Regions from separate parts of the Mus musculus genome. Here region 2 is linked to region 1. A link is a loop called in an ENCODE intact Hi-C map of the cell type or tissue named here. Cell type or tissue: heart. All regions are shown on one strand.

Region 1 (8,000 bases):
TTCACAAAACCACAGTCGGGGGCAGGGTGGCCTCTGGCTTAGCTACATTCAACTGAAAACTCTGTTTGCTTCAATAGGTTCTCCCCATCATATATTAGAAATGACAATCTTTAATCAGACAAGAAACTCTTTTGTCAAAAGCCCCAGGCATTTGAACTGAAACACGCACACGCACACACACGTACACACACGTACACACGTGTGTACCTAAAAACACTAAAAAGCCTAAAAGATGCACTTTTGTGTTAGGTACTAGACATAAATACAAAACCAAGAAAGCATAATGGTAGATTGTTCTGTAAAAATCCTAATTACATGGCTTCCCCCCTTCTTTTGCCCTATATAATAAAATAGCATAGGCTTGTTGCAGTTTGATAAATTAGTGGACTGATAAGTAATAATCCATATGAAAAGTGGTAAAAAAAAAAGTATCTAATATTTTCTATGCAGAGATTCCCATATTGGAAACATTAATTTTCCAAGATTATAAATAGTGTTATAAGCCTACTATTCAAATAATGTGGAATTAAGAACAGCAGTGAAAAATAGCGGATTTCAAGGCAGAGGCAGGGAAAGCAGAAATGACCTGAAGAATTAAAGAAATGCTTTGAAATGTGATGGAGCTTGGCAACAGGGAGCAGCAGGCACTCTCAATAGCCGAGGATGCACCAATTTAGGCAACAGAATGCATACAACAGTAATGGGGTATAACATATAGGATAAAATAGATATCCATGAGCTCATGTGGATACAAGAAAATCAGGGAATGGAAGAATAAAGAGCTCAGGAGAGGTTGTTTGTCGTCAGAAGAGAATTCCAGTCCAGACATGTAAAGAAACCATAGAAATTGGAAGACCAGTTAGGCTAACACCATGGTAACTGACGCTGGAAAGAATCACTGAAAGCCATTAGTGGCTAATTGGATACGTTTCCCTCAGATCTGTAGATTAGCTCTTAGTATTTTATCAATGTTCCTTTCCTGGTTTCGATAATTGTGCTGTGGTTTAATAAGATGTTATCACGGGAAGCCCGGAAAGGCTCCATGAAACTCCACAAGTTCACTGCTCAACAGTTAATACTTAACTTGTTGTAATTTTGAAAGTTAAAGAAATACAGGGAAAAAAGAACCCCACTACCAACAAAACCTTCCTCTTTAGGTCTTGGGGTCACTCTATGAGCATGAAGTACCGATTTCAAAGCCATTACCTGCACCTGAACCTTAGGTTTAGAGGGTCAGAGTTTTGACAGTTGGGTGGCAACTCGGCTGCTAAGAGTGGTTCAAGTGATAGGCAGAGTAGAAGCCCTTCTAGACCAAAGGGGGATGTGCCGTATCTTCTCTGGTATGAGCACCTCACTCCAGCCACTCCCCTCAAGCTTGGGTTCAGCTGTGTGTGGCACAGACCTGTGACCACACCACTGGGAAGCCAGAGCATCCCACGTTTGAGATGATACAGTGAGTCTTTAAAAAAGAAATAGAGTCATCAATGTGGAACGAACAGGAGGGTATTTCCTTGGGTAGTTCTGGTGTGAAAGACACAATGCCACACATAAGAGCAAAGCTTGCTATCTGTGTGGCGAGCTAGCACAGAAGTAAGTCCTTGTATTGTGAGAGAAGTCAAGCGACGACACTGCACGCACAGAATGGGATACAAAGATGCTTATGGCTGAAGGTTCCACAGCCCCTCTGTGGCTTCAGCCACATCCCTTCTGGATATGAGGACAGGTCTTCACTTTAAGATGTCAGCTACGGGGCTGGAGAGATGGCTCCGTGCTTCAGAGCACTTATGCTGATCTTGCAGGTGGTGATAGCTAGATTTTTCTGCACCCGTATTGGGTGGCTTACAACTACCTGTAACTCCAGCTCCAAGAAGTGGAATGACTTCTGCGGGCCTCTGCTCTCACCAGCACATACATGTGTACACACTCATAAAAATAAATCAAGTTTTAGGGGGGAAAAAAGAAAGCCTGGTCAAAAGAAAAAATGTTAGCTACATAGCATGTTTCCCATGAGCTTTCACATTCTATTTTATTTTATTTTATTTTATTTTATTTATTAGTTTACACATCCCTCACTGGCCCCTCTCAGTCACCTTCTCCCAAAATTCTTTCCCCACTCCCTGCCCCCTTCTCCTCTGAGCAGGTGAGGCCCCTTGAGTATCCCCCCACCCTGGCACATCAAGTCTCTTCAGGGCTAGGTGCTTCCTTTCCCACTGAGGCCAGACAAGGCAGCCCAGCTGGAAGAACATATCCCACATACAGGCAACAGCTTTTGGGATAGCCCCGACTCTAGCTGTTCAGGACCCACATGAAAACTAAACTGGGGCTTTCACATTCTTACGTGCTGCGAGGCCACCAATGCTCATCTTTGGTCAAATATGAGTTCGGGGTGGATAAGAAACATTATTTCTTGGAAAAAATTTAAGATTGACTTATTTATTTTATGCATATGAGTATACAGTATAGCTGTACAGATAGTTGTAAGCTTTCATCTGGTTGTTGAAAATTGAATTCAGGACCTCTGCTCGCTCCAGTCAACCCCACTTGCTCTAGTTGGCCCCTCACTCAAAGATTTATTTATTATTATAAATAAGTACACTGTAGCTGTCTTCAGACACACCAGAAGAGGGCATCAGATCTCATTACGGGTGGTTGTGAGCCACCATCTGGTTGCTGGGATTTGAACTCAGGGCCTTCGGAAGAGCAGTCAGTACTCTTACCTGCTGAGCCATCTCACCAGTCCTCTTGGAAAATTTTTGAAGTAGGAACTGTTTTCTGACTAAAAGAAAAAATGTTCCTGACTTTTTTGAACATTGCAAAGGTTATTTTCTGTATGATTTTATAAATATGCCATGTCTACGTTTGAGTACAATCCTATGGCCCTAAAGGTTTAAAAGACAAGTGTATTTCCATATATATACATATTATAAATAGAATTAATATATTCCGTGTATTTAACGTACTTCCTGTTTGTGTGTTTGATGTTCATAACTATGTGCACACAAACATGGCTGTCTTCCTGCCATGACACACATTTATTAAAGGATAACTTTGGGAGTCGGTCCTTTCTAAGTCTCTGGAACTGGGAGCCCCCTCTTACTTCTACAAGTTTCCTTTATCATGTCTTGCCACAGCTGTAGAAAAGTAACTAATACGCAGGTCAGTGGGAGACTATGTCAAAATATGTGGGTGGCATCTGAGAAATGAAACTCGAGGTGTTATTCTAAACTCTACATGGACAGAGGATACACACACACACATATACACAAAGATATGTAGACACACACACAGAGACACACACACAGACATACACACACACACACACACACACACACACAGATATACACACACAGACACACACATGTAATACTATCAGCTCATTTGAAGCAGCCATGAACTAATACTAAATTACTCTGATATAAAAAAATATAAATCCCCCTCCCCATCTCATGGAGGTCTTGTTTGACAGATGTTCTGCTAAATGATCTTTCAGACCCAACTTCTCCAAACGTCTATCAGTTGAGCACCACCTCTTATATTTTTGCCATTCCTGATATTAATTATTACACTCTCAACTACTTCAGATCTCTCTTCGAGTTGCTTCATGTTCTCCAAAATGAAATCTTAAGGTATATTTATGCAACCTTTAAGAATGAGAGGGAAACATCATTTGTAATAAACATAATCAAATTATAGATGTAAATTAATATCTAAAACTCAAACAAGACAATCACCCAGATAGAATTACTCCACATACCAAGCTACACATATCATGTTGTAAAGCTTACTTGTATATAATCTAAAAAAAAAAAATGTAGACATGCAGAGATTTTCCAGATTTACTGTGCACATACCAGGAAGGTCTGGAAATCGATAACTAGGCTGAGAGACTTTTGAGATGGAATGTGTGATACTGGGAATAGACTAAACTGTGCCATACTCGCAAATCATTCCCAGGCTTGTGGGCCTCGTATCAGCAATGTTTATTTCTCAGTTGCACCAGGTATATTGTGGGCCAGATTACTCCCCAAGGAAATTGTCTTTATGCGGTATCAGAGTCAGGCCAACAGACACTCTATTCATGTACAGATGTCCTGTCCTAACCCTGTGACCTCTTCAGGTGATAAGGAAAGCCAGAATTACACATGAGCTTTTGGTTATCACAGCCACTTAGAAACACAGCTTTCCATTCCAGCCCACTGGCAGAATGAATTACACAGCCTCACTAAGCTGCTAGAGAGGCGGGAAAGTGGGATCCTTTCTCACGGACACAGATGTGCGCTAGATGGTCCTATTAGGAAGGGGTTGGGAGGATTAGGACAGAGGCAAACATTCTCTAGGGAGAAAGGCAGCTGATGGAAATATAGAAAGTAGCAACACAGGCAGACCTGGCAAGGATCACCTCTGCAGCACAAGGCATTCCCGAAATCCAAAATGAGCACTAGGATGCTGTAGTGACTTTCAGATAAGGATAAATAAGCACCAAGCTTGTAGTTGCAGTTCTTGTCTGCTTATAGCAGAGTTCGGGGTGCCAAACATCTACTGGACTCTTATACAGTGCAAGGAACATGCCAGGCTTGAGGTATAGCCACTCTTTAAAAAATGAGAATACAAAAGCACGTCAAATATGGAAAAATAGTATCTGAAAATACAGAAACATGCCAGTTTTCATAGCTGTCTGTGCTTAACAGCTTAAACACAGGAGAGAGGGAGAGGGAAAGAGATTTCCTTCCCAAACATAGCCGCACAGCTCTGCGCCAGGTCCCTCTTACCCAGCTGGAGGCTACAGCCAGACTGAGCCAGCAGCAGGTTCTCCATCTATGTCCAGGCTCCAGGCTGCCTGGGAGCTTTAGGAGAACAAGGTGACCGATCCCCACAATTGCCATAGCCTCGAGGTACAGGCGCCGAGATTGTATGACTCGATACTAAGTCCAGCCTATTAGAAAGGGCTCTACAACTCACTGATTCTCTTGACTTTGGTCACGGTTCCACGATATAAAACATCTTAGACCCCATTTAACAGAGGTAAAAATGAGCCAACCTTCCTTCGAGTTGGCACGGGACCTAGAACCAGCATCTGAACTCTGAGCGTCCCATTCACTACCCAGGATCTTTTGTGAGACTGACCAAGAAGGAAGTACTCAGGTACCCTGGCTCTTTGAAAGTCATAATAAAGGGAAGTACACAACAACAGAAAAGAAGTGTTTAAGATATAAAGAGAAAGAGGGCCAGGAATATGACTCAGGATAGAACATTTACCTAGGAGCTGTGAAGCCAGAATTTCAATTCTTAGCACACTGAAAACAAAAAGCCATCTTTCAGGTTGGAGAGACAGCTGGGTGGGGTGAAATATTTATATGCAACCGTGATGACCTGAGTTCAAATCACTAACACCTGTGTAAAATCAAGGCTTGAAGGAACACAAGCACAGTGCTGAGGTGACAGAAAGAGGCAGAGCCCAGGGTCTCAGTGGCTCCCAGCCTCACTGAAATACAGAGCTTCAGTCAGGTTCAATTAGAGATCTCATCTCTAAATCAACACAGAAAGCCAGCAAGGAGTACATCTGATCATGACCCCCTGTCTTTACCTGCCCATGCACACGTATGGTGTGTGGACCTGCACACACACACACACACACACACACACACACACGAGAGAGAGAGAGAGAGAGAGAGAGAGAGAGAGAGAGAGAGAGAGAGAGAGATGCAACTTCATGATTGCTATTATGCAAAGTATGCATAGTAGCTATTTTCAAGTTTTCCCTGTGATACTGAACGAGCAGTGTGGGGTGGTGGTGGTGGTGGTGGTGGTGGTGGCTAGGACCTTTCTAAATGTGAGCGCTGCAGCCTCCTCAATCTCTTCAAAGCCCCATTCCTCTCACTGCCCCCAGCCCCACCCCTCAGCTCCAAGAGTATTCAGAACTCTGGTATGCCCGAGCCACATGCTGATAGATCAAAAGTTGAACTCAGCCAACCATGAAGAGGAAAGTTCACACTTCACCTCACCAATTTGTGCGTCCTGGCAAGGTTTGAGGGAACCAGCAGAGGGAAGCCCCACCTGAAGCAAACGACCATTTGAAAATCTAAGACCAAAGCTAGAAACAGTAGGAGCTGTGAGAAGAAGTATGGATGCTTTTCACTCTCAATAGGGAAACTGAAGATAGAGGGAAGCCAGAATTGTGCCCGGTATGTAGACCTCTGTGGTGTTCATAAACAAACACCCCGAAACCACAACTGCTGCTTTCAGAATGACTCCAGGGACTTGAGGACCGGAATTACTCCACAGTGGTGCACAGAGCTAGAGGATTTGAGAAGAGAAAGTGCTAGTGTGACAGGAACAAAAGCCAGTCAAGTAAAGAGGCGACATGGTCACCATGGGAGGGAGGAGAGACAGAACAGAGTGCCTGGCTGCTCTGATGGTTCAGGTTGTCCACAAAACATAACGTAGAATCACCTGAGAACAGAGTCTCGACAAGGGACTGGCTAGATCCCGTTAGCCTTCCAGGATGCCGGTGAGGAATAATCTTAATCGGGAATAACTAAGGTAGGAGGACCTGCCCACCGAGGGTGGCGTTATTCCCCAGGCAGGAAATCCTGAAGTCTAAGGGTGACAAAAGCGAGCTGAGAATCACTTCTATTCCTGCCCACGTTCCTGCTGCCTGCAACTTCAGCCTCCTAGCTATGATGGACCCTAACCTGGAGTCATGAGCCACAAGACATCTTTTCTACCCTTAAGCTGTGTTTGTTGGGATATTTTGTCAAAACAACAGAAAAGAAATGAAGACTGTGGCTAAAAGCTTAAGAGTGATAATCCAAGGACACATAAGGAGATTTGGGTTCTGTCCAACCATTCCTGAGACAACTGGGAAATTTGAATACTGAATCTGCAATGGGTTCTTGTTCAAGTTTCTAGTACTATCATGGCATTATGGCTCTGTTTTCTAAAAAGAATCCTTATAGTATTAAACTATTTACAGGAAAGTCTATATGATGTCTGGAATTTGCTTTGTGAGATACCAAAATGGGGGAGGGGAACCTAATGAGTCTAAAAGAGAAATCTTGGACCACAAGTTGGGAACAACTGAAGCACTGAGAGTAGACACTTGAAGGATCATTCTAGAATTCTATCTACTTTGGGTTATTTTCAATACTAGAAACTAAGTTTAAAAATAAAAGTCTGAAGTGTTTGGGGTGTAACTATAGTTTCTGCCACATTCACATCCTTTCCTTTTCTCGGCTTCTAGAAACAGTGCTGTTCCACATCCCTTACTCAGGGAACCACCCCAGTTCATTTGGTTTTCTTGGGTGACACCAGAGTTTCCATCCAATGAGCCATGTGATCTAACCACAGCCACCATAGTCCTTCTGTGGGATTTCATGTGGGAGCCCTACAAAAGAGAAGTTCTCTGGGATGCCTCAATAAGATGGCTGGGATCTGGAGACACCCAGAGCTGGGGGACTGAGGAAAAAGGTAGGGTGGGGACAGGAGAAGGCTTACAATGAGGTGATAATAATGTCCAACTGAGTTCCTGAATCCCTTGTCCAGCTTTACCCTGTCCTATGAAAGGAGACCACTAAGTTCCCTCTTAAGTACTTTTTTTTTCCAAGACAGAAGCTCATGTAGCTGAAGCTAGCCTTGAACTCCTGATCCTCCTGCCCCACTCCCTGTGTGTGGGATTGTGGGTGTATACTAACCCCAACAGAATTGCAGACTCAACAACTTTAAGGATGAGCTGAGAAGAACATCCTGGATTATCCACATGGTCTCAAGAAATTAGGAGGCTCCTTTTGAGAGGAAGGTAAGGCCAGAGTCAGAGAGAGGAAAGTGGTCACAAGGCAGAGATAGTCTGCCACACTTTGAATATGGAAGAAGCAGCCTGGGGCAGTTAAACTTTGACTGTCAACTTGATGTGATCTACAGTCACCTAGGAAGGCAGCCCATAGGCACACCTCTGAAAGATGATCTGCACGAGGCTAACCTTCAGGCTTGCCAGAGAGGGATTA
Region 2 (8,000 bases), 66 kb after region 1:
CTGGGACCAATACAGTGGTAGTTCATGGCTCATCAGAGTTTTTGAACCTAACTGTGATGGTTAACATTGATTTTCAACTTGATAGTATCTAGAGTCACCTAGGAGACAAACCTCAGAGCAGGTCTGTGGGTTGGCCGTCCTCGAGGTGGGTGTCTGAGTTGCTTTTCTATCACCATGATAAACCACTATGGCCAAGGCAGCTTATAAAAGAAAGCATTTAATCTTGGACTCATTATTCCAGAAGACGACTATGCTGGAGAGTTTTATGTCAACTTAAGAGAAACTAAAGTCATCATTCAAGAAAATGTCTCCATAAGATCAGGTCATAGCAGGCAAGACTTCCAGTGGAGGAACTGTGATGCCAACCCAGTCATAAAGCCTTTGACCTACAATTTTTTTTTCCTGCCTACAAGGTGTCCAGGGGTAAAGGTAGTGCAAGAATTGTGGGAGTGGCCAACCAATGACTGGGGTGTCTCATGTCTATCCCTGATACTGCCAGGAGGGCCGGGAACCAGAGGCTGGAGAGCCCAGAGACCTAGGTAGAAAATGATTCCTAATGATTCTCTGCCATACTGAGATTATTGCCTGCGCCAATTATCATCAGATAGGCTTCACCTAGCAACTGATGGAAGCAGATGCAGAGACCCACAGCCAAACTTTAGGTGGACTTGGGGGAATCTTGCTGAAGAGGGGAGAAAGGACTATAGGAGCCAGAGAGTTCAAGGACACCACAAGAAAGCCCACAGAATCAACCAACCTCGGCTCAGAGGGGCTTACAAAGACTGAACCAGCAACCAGGGATCCTGCACAGGACTGACTTCAGATCTTTCCTCCGAAACTTGCTTTTTGGTTATGGTGTTTCATCACATTGACAGTAGCCCCTTCTAAAACAGTGGCCACAGGGGCAGAAAGCAGGACGGGCAGGCAGACAGGCAAGCAGACAGGCAGGCAGGCAGACAGCAATGGAGCCATAGCTAAGAACTTACATCTGACCCATAAGCAGAGAAAGAGAAAGCTAACTAGGAATGGCATGGGCCTTTGAAACCTCAAAGCCCACCCCTCCCCAGTGACACATCTCCTCCAATAAGGTCTCATTTCCTGAGACATCTCAAGCAGTTTCACTGACGGTGGACTAAGCATTCAAACATTTGACCCAATGGGGGCTATTCTTCAAAACACTGCAGTGAGAAACCTGTGGTAATTGTGAGTGGTACCATACAGTAGGTTGAGGTCTGAGAGAAAAATTAAAAGGAGATAATGAACTGAGCATTAATGGCTGTCCACTTGCTGGCTGAGGATACAGTGTTTCCAGGAGCCATGCCCCTGCCACCTCCTTTACTCCCACAACAGACACACTGTGACATTAAGTCAAAGGAAACCTTTCTTTCTGTAAGTTGCTTCTGCCAGGTCTCTTATGGTGGTGCTGGGGTCCTGGTGAGACACATGTGGGGAGACAGTGGCTTCTGTTGCTCCTAGCTGTGCAGAAGAGGGAACCACAAGCAACAGTTACTTAGTGTCACTTCCGTCTTGGTTCATTCAGCAAGGAGAACTGCAGTACACTGACAACTCCAGAAAACACATTGTAAGTGTTGCTCTGTGCCAGGCTCTGCTGCCCTGAAAAGCATGGCACCCAGGAAGAGATTGTAAGTGTTCTTAAGGAACTCACAGTCTAAGGCGATTGGGATCTCTAGCCAGCCAACTCTGAAACCACCTGTGGACTCCTGTGTTAGTGGTTAGGATACGGTGTCCTATGGAGGCACTTGGGAGGAAGTGGGATGTTATTGGGGGAGGGGTGGTTATGGCACAGAGCATCCTGGAGGAGGTGGCATTTGAAATGTACCACAAAAGGATAAGGGTTTTGCCAAAGCGGAAGCAGTAGAGATTCCGGCTTTAGGCCAATGGCATTTAAATAACTTTAGGATACAGTTCCTGAAGATGTAACTTTGATGATTATTCTAAGTGACTGGCTCCTTTTCTTTAAGTCTACCTGAAGGTTCCTCTCTCTCTGTCTCTCTGTCTCTCTCTGTCTCTCTGTCTCTCTCTGTCTCTCTGTCTCTGTCTCCGTCTCTCTCTCTCTCTCTCTCTCTCTCTCTCTCTCTCTCTCTCTCACACACACACACACACAGCTCTAGGACATTTATTACTGAACTACGGCTCCCAGATCGTACTTTCATTCCCTCCCTCCTTTCCTCCCTCCAACCCTCCTTCCTCTCCTTTTTTTCCTTCCTGATTTTTGAGACAGCGTCTCATGTAGCTCTCTATGTAGTCGAAGATGACCTTGAACTCTGATTCTCCTGTTTCTGTTTCCACACTGCTGTGTTGACCACTACTCTGGTTTTATTGCATTCTAGGCAAGCACTCAGCCACCCCAGCAGGTTCCCAAACCCTCCTTCTATACAAACTTCTTAAACATTCATTCAACTAAGATTGCCTTATTTCCTAACGCAGTTTCTCAGAAAAGTTTGTTCCACCAACAACCAAAGTCAGAAATAACAAGAGCCTGAGTAGAAATGTAAAATCTTGGACCCGAACCCAGATTGGCTGAACCCAAACTTTGGGATTTCATCGGCTACAAATTCGAGGATGGCAGAGGCAGACCCAAAGGCTGAGAGCCATGGGAGCTTCCTCAAAAGCCCTGAGCAGCCCACGAAGTTCCTGTCTCAGGCTCCAGTCCCACGGTAGGGCAGACAGCTCTGACACATAAAGCCACCAGGGCCTGGTGGTCGAGGTGACCTCTTGAGAGTTTTCTGTTAGGAGTCCTTGGGGAGGGAGGTCGTGGGTCAAAGACCATCCTTTAGGTTTTTGTCTCACAGCAGACAAACCGGGCGTCTTGGCTAAGTAGATCAGATCTGACTGGGAAACAGAGCCAAGGGCTGTTAAAAATGAGGAGGGTGGGCAAAAACTGACTTCCTTGGTTGTGCACCTGAGTAATGCAACCTTCTTGGGGTCCTTAAGTAACCAGAGCTCATTAAAACTCCTGGCCACTCCCTACTCCAGATCACAGTAGTCATCTGACCAAACCGGTCTGGGTCAGGTGACAGGAGCAGGGTACACTTAGCAGAAGCCGGAAGGCCAGCGCTAGGCAGCTTCTGCGGCTGACAGAGAAGGTTCCCGGCTTCCCTGGTGACTGGCGGTTCCCCCGAGGATCCCAGGCTGGCGCGCATGCGCCTGGGGTTCCTGATGCTTCTGCCGCTGCTGCTGCTGCCGCTCCTGAGGCCTTGGGGGGTCACGAGAGCCCTTAGCTATGACCCCACTTGGGAATCTCTGGACAGACGCCCGCTGCCAGCCTGGTTCGACCAGGCCAAGTTCGGCATCTTTATCCACTGGGGAGTGTTCTCCGTGCCCAGCTTTGGTAGTGAATGGTTCTGGTAAGTGCATACCTTTGCCCAAAGGGCTCGGGCACGGACGCGGGCGCGCGCGCGCGCGGGCGCACACACACACACACACACACACACACACACACACTCACACTGGGCTTTATGTCACCCCAGACAGTGGCAGTCTCTGTCTCTCTCTGTCTCTGTCTGTCTCTGTCTCTGTCTGTCTCTGTCTCTGTCTGTCTCTCTCTCTCTGTCTCTCTCTCTCTGTCTCTCTGTCTCTCTCTCTCTCTCTCTCTCTCTCTCTCTCTCTCACACACACACACACACACACACACACACACACACAAACTCACACCGGAGTTCTTAGGCACTCTGCAGGTGGGCCTCCCTATAGCAGTGGCAATGCCTGCGTGATTGAGGGAGTACCAGTCCCAGAATTTGAAGAATTTTCAAAAGGGCTGGTGAAATTTCTCACTGGTTAAGGGCCCATACTGCTTGTGATTTGTATATGCTCGGCCCAGGGAGTGGCACTATTAGAAAGTGTGGCCGTGTTAGAATAGGTGTGTCACTGTGGGTGTGGGATTTAAGACCCTCATCCTAGCTACCTGGAAGCCAGTATTCTGCTAGCAGCCTTCAGATGAAGATGTAGAGCTCTCAGCTCCTCCTGTACCATGCAATGCTTTCTACCTTGATGATAATGAACAGAACCTCTGAACCTGTAAGCCAGCCCCAATTAAATGTTGTCCTTATAAGAGCTGCCCTGGTCATGATGTCTGTTCACAGCAGTAAGACTCTTAACTAAGACACTGCTCTTGTAGAGGACCTTAGTCTGACTCCTCACACCCGCCCTGGGAGGCTCACAACCATCTGGTCATTCTGGTTCCGGGGGGGGGGGTTCGTGCTCCCAAAGCCCCCCCCTCACATGCACACGCCTACACACACGCACACATGTAATTAAAAAGAAAATCAGAAAATTTACAATAAATGCTTCCTGGTTCAGCTATGACGTGAAGATCCTTGAATGCTAAAGCATCAAAAACCCAAAGCAGAGCAAAGGGGCAATAATAGAGATATATTACCCCACAGTATCTTCATAGTCACATGACGGTAGACAGGCAACACAAACTTGTTCACTCTTTAACTATCGCTAACCTGAAAGCCAGCTTCTCTCTTCACTAGGAGATCCCATTATCTGTCTGATCCACCAGCCAGCATGGGTTGCGGTGAGGGATGTTTCTGAAGTAGGCATGTGACTTTGGGTCTGATAGACGACAAGCTGCTTGCTGCCTGTGAGGGCTTTGAATCTAATCTCAGGCAGGCAAAGGCCGTGCCAACTGTGGGAACTGCCCGGCCCTTGGAAATGTTTCTCCCTATCTACCCAAAATGTTTTCTGTTACTGACTAGGACCGATGCAAGTTATGTTTTAGGTATGTCGTCTTGTCTTGAAATCTTAGCCACTTAAGTTCCACAGTGAGCTAGTGTGTGAAGGCAAAGATGATATCATGACTTAAAGTGGGGAATTTGGAGAATCGGTGGCTGGGTTACAGGAGGACTACACAAAGGAAAAGACAGAGAATATGGCCAGAGATTCAGTTTGCATAAGCTGTCCTTAATGCAAACCCACCAGGACAGAGAGAAGCGGAGAGAATCTGTGCATATTCTTCATACTAGGCTGGGTAAAGCCAGGAATTACTTTAAGCATCTGTGTTTGTGTGGTCATGTGCTCTTTCTTTTTTCTGCCACAGGTGGTATTGGCAAAAGGAGAAGAAACCCCAGTTTGTGGACTTTATGAACAATAATTATGCTCCTGGTTTTAAGTATGAAGATTTTGTAGTGCTATTTACAGCCAAGTATTTTAATGCAAACCAGTGGGCAGATATTCTCCAGGCCTCTGGTGCCAAATATGTGGTCTTCACTTCTAAACATCACGAAGGTAAGTAGGGCACATAGGATATATGCTGACAAGGGCTAGAAAATGTAAGGTCGTTCTTTTGGATGGAGACATTAAAGGAAGGCCGTCCTGTGAAACCCGGTTTCTCAGAATAGCCATAGGTGGATAGTGATGTTTCCGCTTAAGTTGGAAACATTATGGATCCAGACAGCTGGTTTCACAGAATGAGAGGAAAGATGGACACAATTTCTATGTACACATTTAACCATTTATGGTGGTTTGAATATGCTTAGCCCATGAGAAGAGGCACTATTAGGTGATGTGGCCTCTCTGGAGGAAGTGTGTTCCTGCTGGGGTGGACTTTGAGGTCATATGCCCAGTGCAGAGGAGTCCCGCCTGACTGTCTTTGGATGGAGATGTAGAACTCTGGACTCCTCCTGCACCATGCCTGCCTAGAAACTGCTGTGCTTCCTGTCCTGATGATAATGGACTGAACCTCTCTCTAACCTGTAAGCCAGCCCCAATGAAATGCTTTAAGTCTTGTCTTGGTCATGGTGTCTCTTCATAGCAATGAAACCCTAATTTAGACATCATTTAAATAAATAACTAGATTTATTTAAAGCTGGTTGAAGAGAATGAGTATAGTGAGTGAGTGAGTGAGTGAGTGAGTGAGTGTGTGTATACATACATATATAGTGAGTATAGTATAGTTGCACTTTCCTTTCTGTCCATCTGTCCATCTATATACATACATATATTATATAGTGAGTATAGTATAGTTGCACTTTCCTTTCTGTCCATCTGTCCATCTGTTCTTTCTCTCTCCCTCCCTCTCCCTCTCTCTCTGTGTTGTTGTTGCTGTTTTGAGACAGCGTTTCTCTATGTAGCCCTGGCAGTCCTGGAATTCACTCTGTAGACCAGGCTGGCCTTGAACTCAGAGATTCACCTTCTCCTGCCTCCTGAGTGCTGGGATTAAAGGTGTGCGTCAGGCTCCCTTTCTGTTCTTGAATGCATTCTTTAAAATCATCATGGCATCTACGCTCATGCTGCCTTAAGCTTGACTCTCACAGTTGGCTGTGCTTTGTGCATAACTTTTAGATATGCAAGCAGTGGGTAAGTTGCTACTGATGAAAGAAGACAGAGGCCCCAAGGGAAAAGAGTTAGAGATTTACAATAATGCCCAGAAACATCAAAAGAACTTAAGGTAGCACAAAAATCCTGCATTAATAGAGTTTTCTGCTATAGCCACCCAGTGTCCATAAGACCAGAAAGCCCTGGCTAATGTTACCTCAGTTCTTAATGACCCAAGGCACGTGCTGAAATTTTCATGGACTTTATACTAGTTCTTCAGCCTCTTAGTTATCTATGTCTTCTAACATTTTATATAGGATAATGAACAACCTAGGAGCCAATTCCTGTTGAAATACAAATTATTTCCAAGTGCTTGTATAATGCTGTGTGCTGCTTGCTTTACCCTTTCAGTTGTTAGGACGGTCAATATTGGGGGACTTTAAAGAGTAAAATCCATGTTTATGGCTTTAGAGTAAGATGGGTGTCTTAGTTAGGATTTCCCTGCTGCAAAGAGACACCATGACCAAGGCAATTCTTATAAAGAAAAACATTTAATCATGGCTGGCTTACAGTTTCAGAGGTCCAGTCCATTGTCATCATGGCAGGAAACATGGCAGCATGTGGGCAGACATGATGCCAAAGAAGTGGAGAGTTCTGCATCTTGATCTGAAGGCAGCCAGAAGTAGACTCTCTTCTGCATGCAGCCAGGAGGAGGTTCTGATTCCACACTGTGTGGTGTTTCAGCACAGGAGACCTCAAAGCCCACCCCGCAGCGATGCACTTCCTCCATCAAGGCTACACCTATTCCAACAAAGCCACCCTCTTATGGTGCCACTTCACATGAGCCAAGCATATTGAAATCACCATAATGAGGGAGGTAAAATGTACTCCCTTCATTTAAATTAATTATCAAGCCACGGAAATTTACTTCTTGTCCTCATGAATATTCTGAGAATCACATTGTAGTGAAACCCATGCAAGCGATAGACCTTACCCATTGGTTCAGAAGACACATGGGAATTGCACAATCGAGTGGCGAGCATTGCTCAGTGTGATAGATGTGGAAGGTGTGCTTCTCTTACAGACCACTATTGTTGAGTGTATATTTTGCTTTAGATGCTAAGCTAACAATCAGCTGGTGGGTGTAGCCAGAAATGTGGCAGACACCATGACATTAGACTGTTCCCCAAGAACCTCAGCTTCTGAGACTGGAGACGGAGTGTACAGCTCTTACAGTCATCCTGAGAATCTGAAAACCCCCAGCCTCACATTAATTATATTCCCATTGGTTGGTCCAGATGCATGCAAGCCAGGACGCAAAGCGGGCCAAGAAACAGTTGTTTGGGGAGGCGGTGAATTGTGGGTTCATTCTGAATTGTTTTGGTGTTCTCTTGGGTTGAAGTTTATCAGCGTCAAGGTGGTAACTAGGGCTGTCTGCCGTCCCTTTCCAGGCTTTACAATGTGGGGCTCAGACCGTTCTTGGAACTGGAATGCAGTCGATGAGGGGCCAAAGAGGGACATTGTCAAGGAGCTTGAGGTGGCTGTGAGGAACAGGACTGGCTTGCACTTTGGTCTGTACTATTCTCTTTTTGAATGGTTCCATCCGCTCTTTCTGGAGGATCAGTCCAGCTCATTCCAAAAGCAGCGATTTCCCGTTTCTAAGACATTGCCTGAGCTCTATGAGTTGGTGAACAGATACCAGCCTGAAGTCCTGTGGT

What was found. Peaks named below come from ENCODE experiments on the same cell type or tissue, not always from the same donor. Only the 100,000 strongest peaks of a DNase experiment are listed, where the experiment ranks them.
Region 2: it touches region 1 in a loop (2.9-fold over the local background); 6 of 42 quality-filtered maps call a loop at or near these places.

Annotation. Positions count from the first base shown.
Region 1 is chr10:13,432,373-13,440,372 of GRCm38, forward strand. All of the region lies in intron 1 of Phactr2 (phosphatase and actin regulator 2), which reads right to left. Among named protein-coding and RNA genes, the nearest start is that of Phactr2, 38 kb to the right of the region's middle. In heart, no CTCF peak of the experiment used is centred here; DNase peaks (open chromatin) are centred at 4,809 and 6,249; H3K27ac peaks cover 1,657 bases.
Region 2 is chr10:13,498,006-13,506,005 of GRCm38, forward strand. It overlaps Fuca2 (fucosidase, alpha-L- 2, plasma), which reads left to right and starts at 3,023. Exons shown (of 7, transcript NM_025799.5): 1 at 3,023-3,368; 2 at 5,066-5,253; 3 at 7,734-8,000. The coding sequence starts at 3,163. In heart, no CTCF peak of the experiment used is centred here; a DNase peak (open chromatin) is centred at 3,096; H3K4me3 peaks cover 1,201 bases; H3K27ac peaks cover 1,368 bases.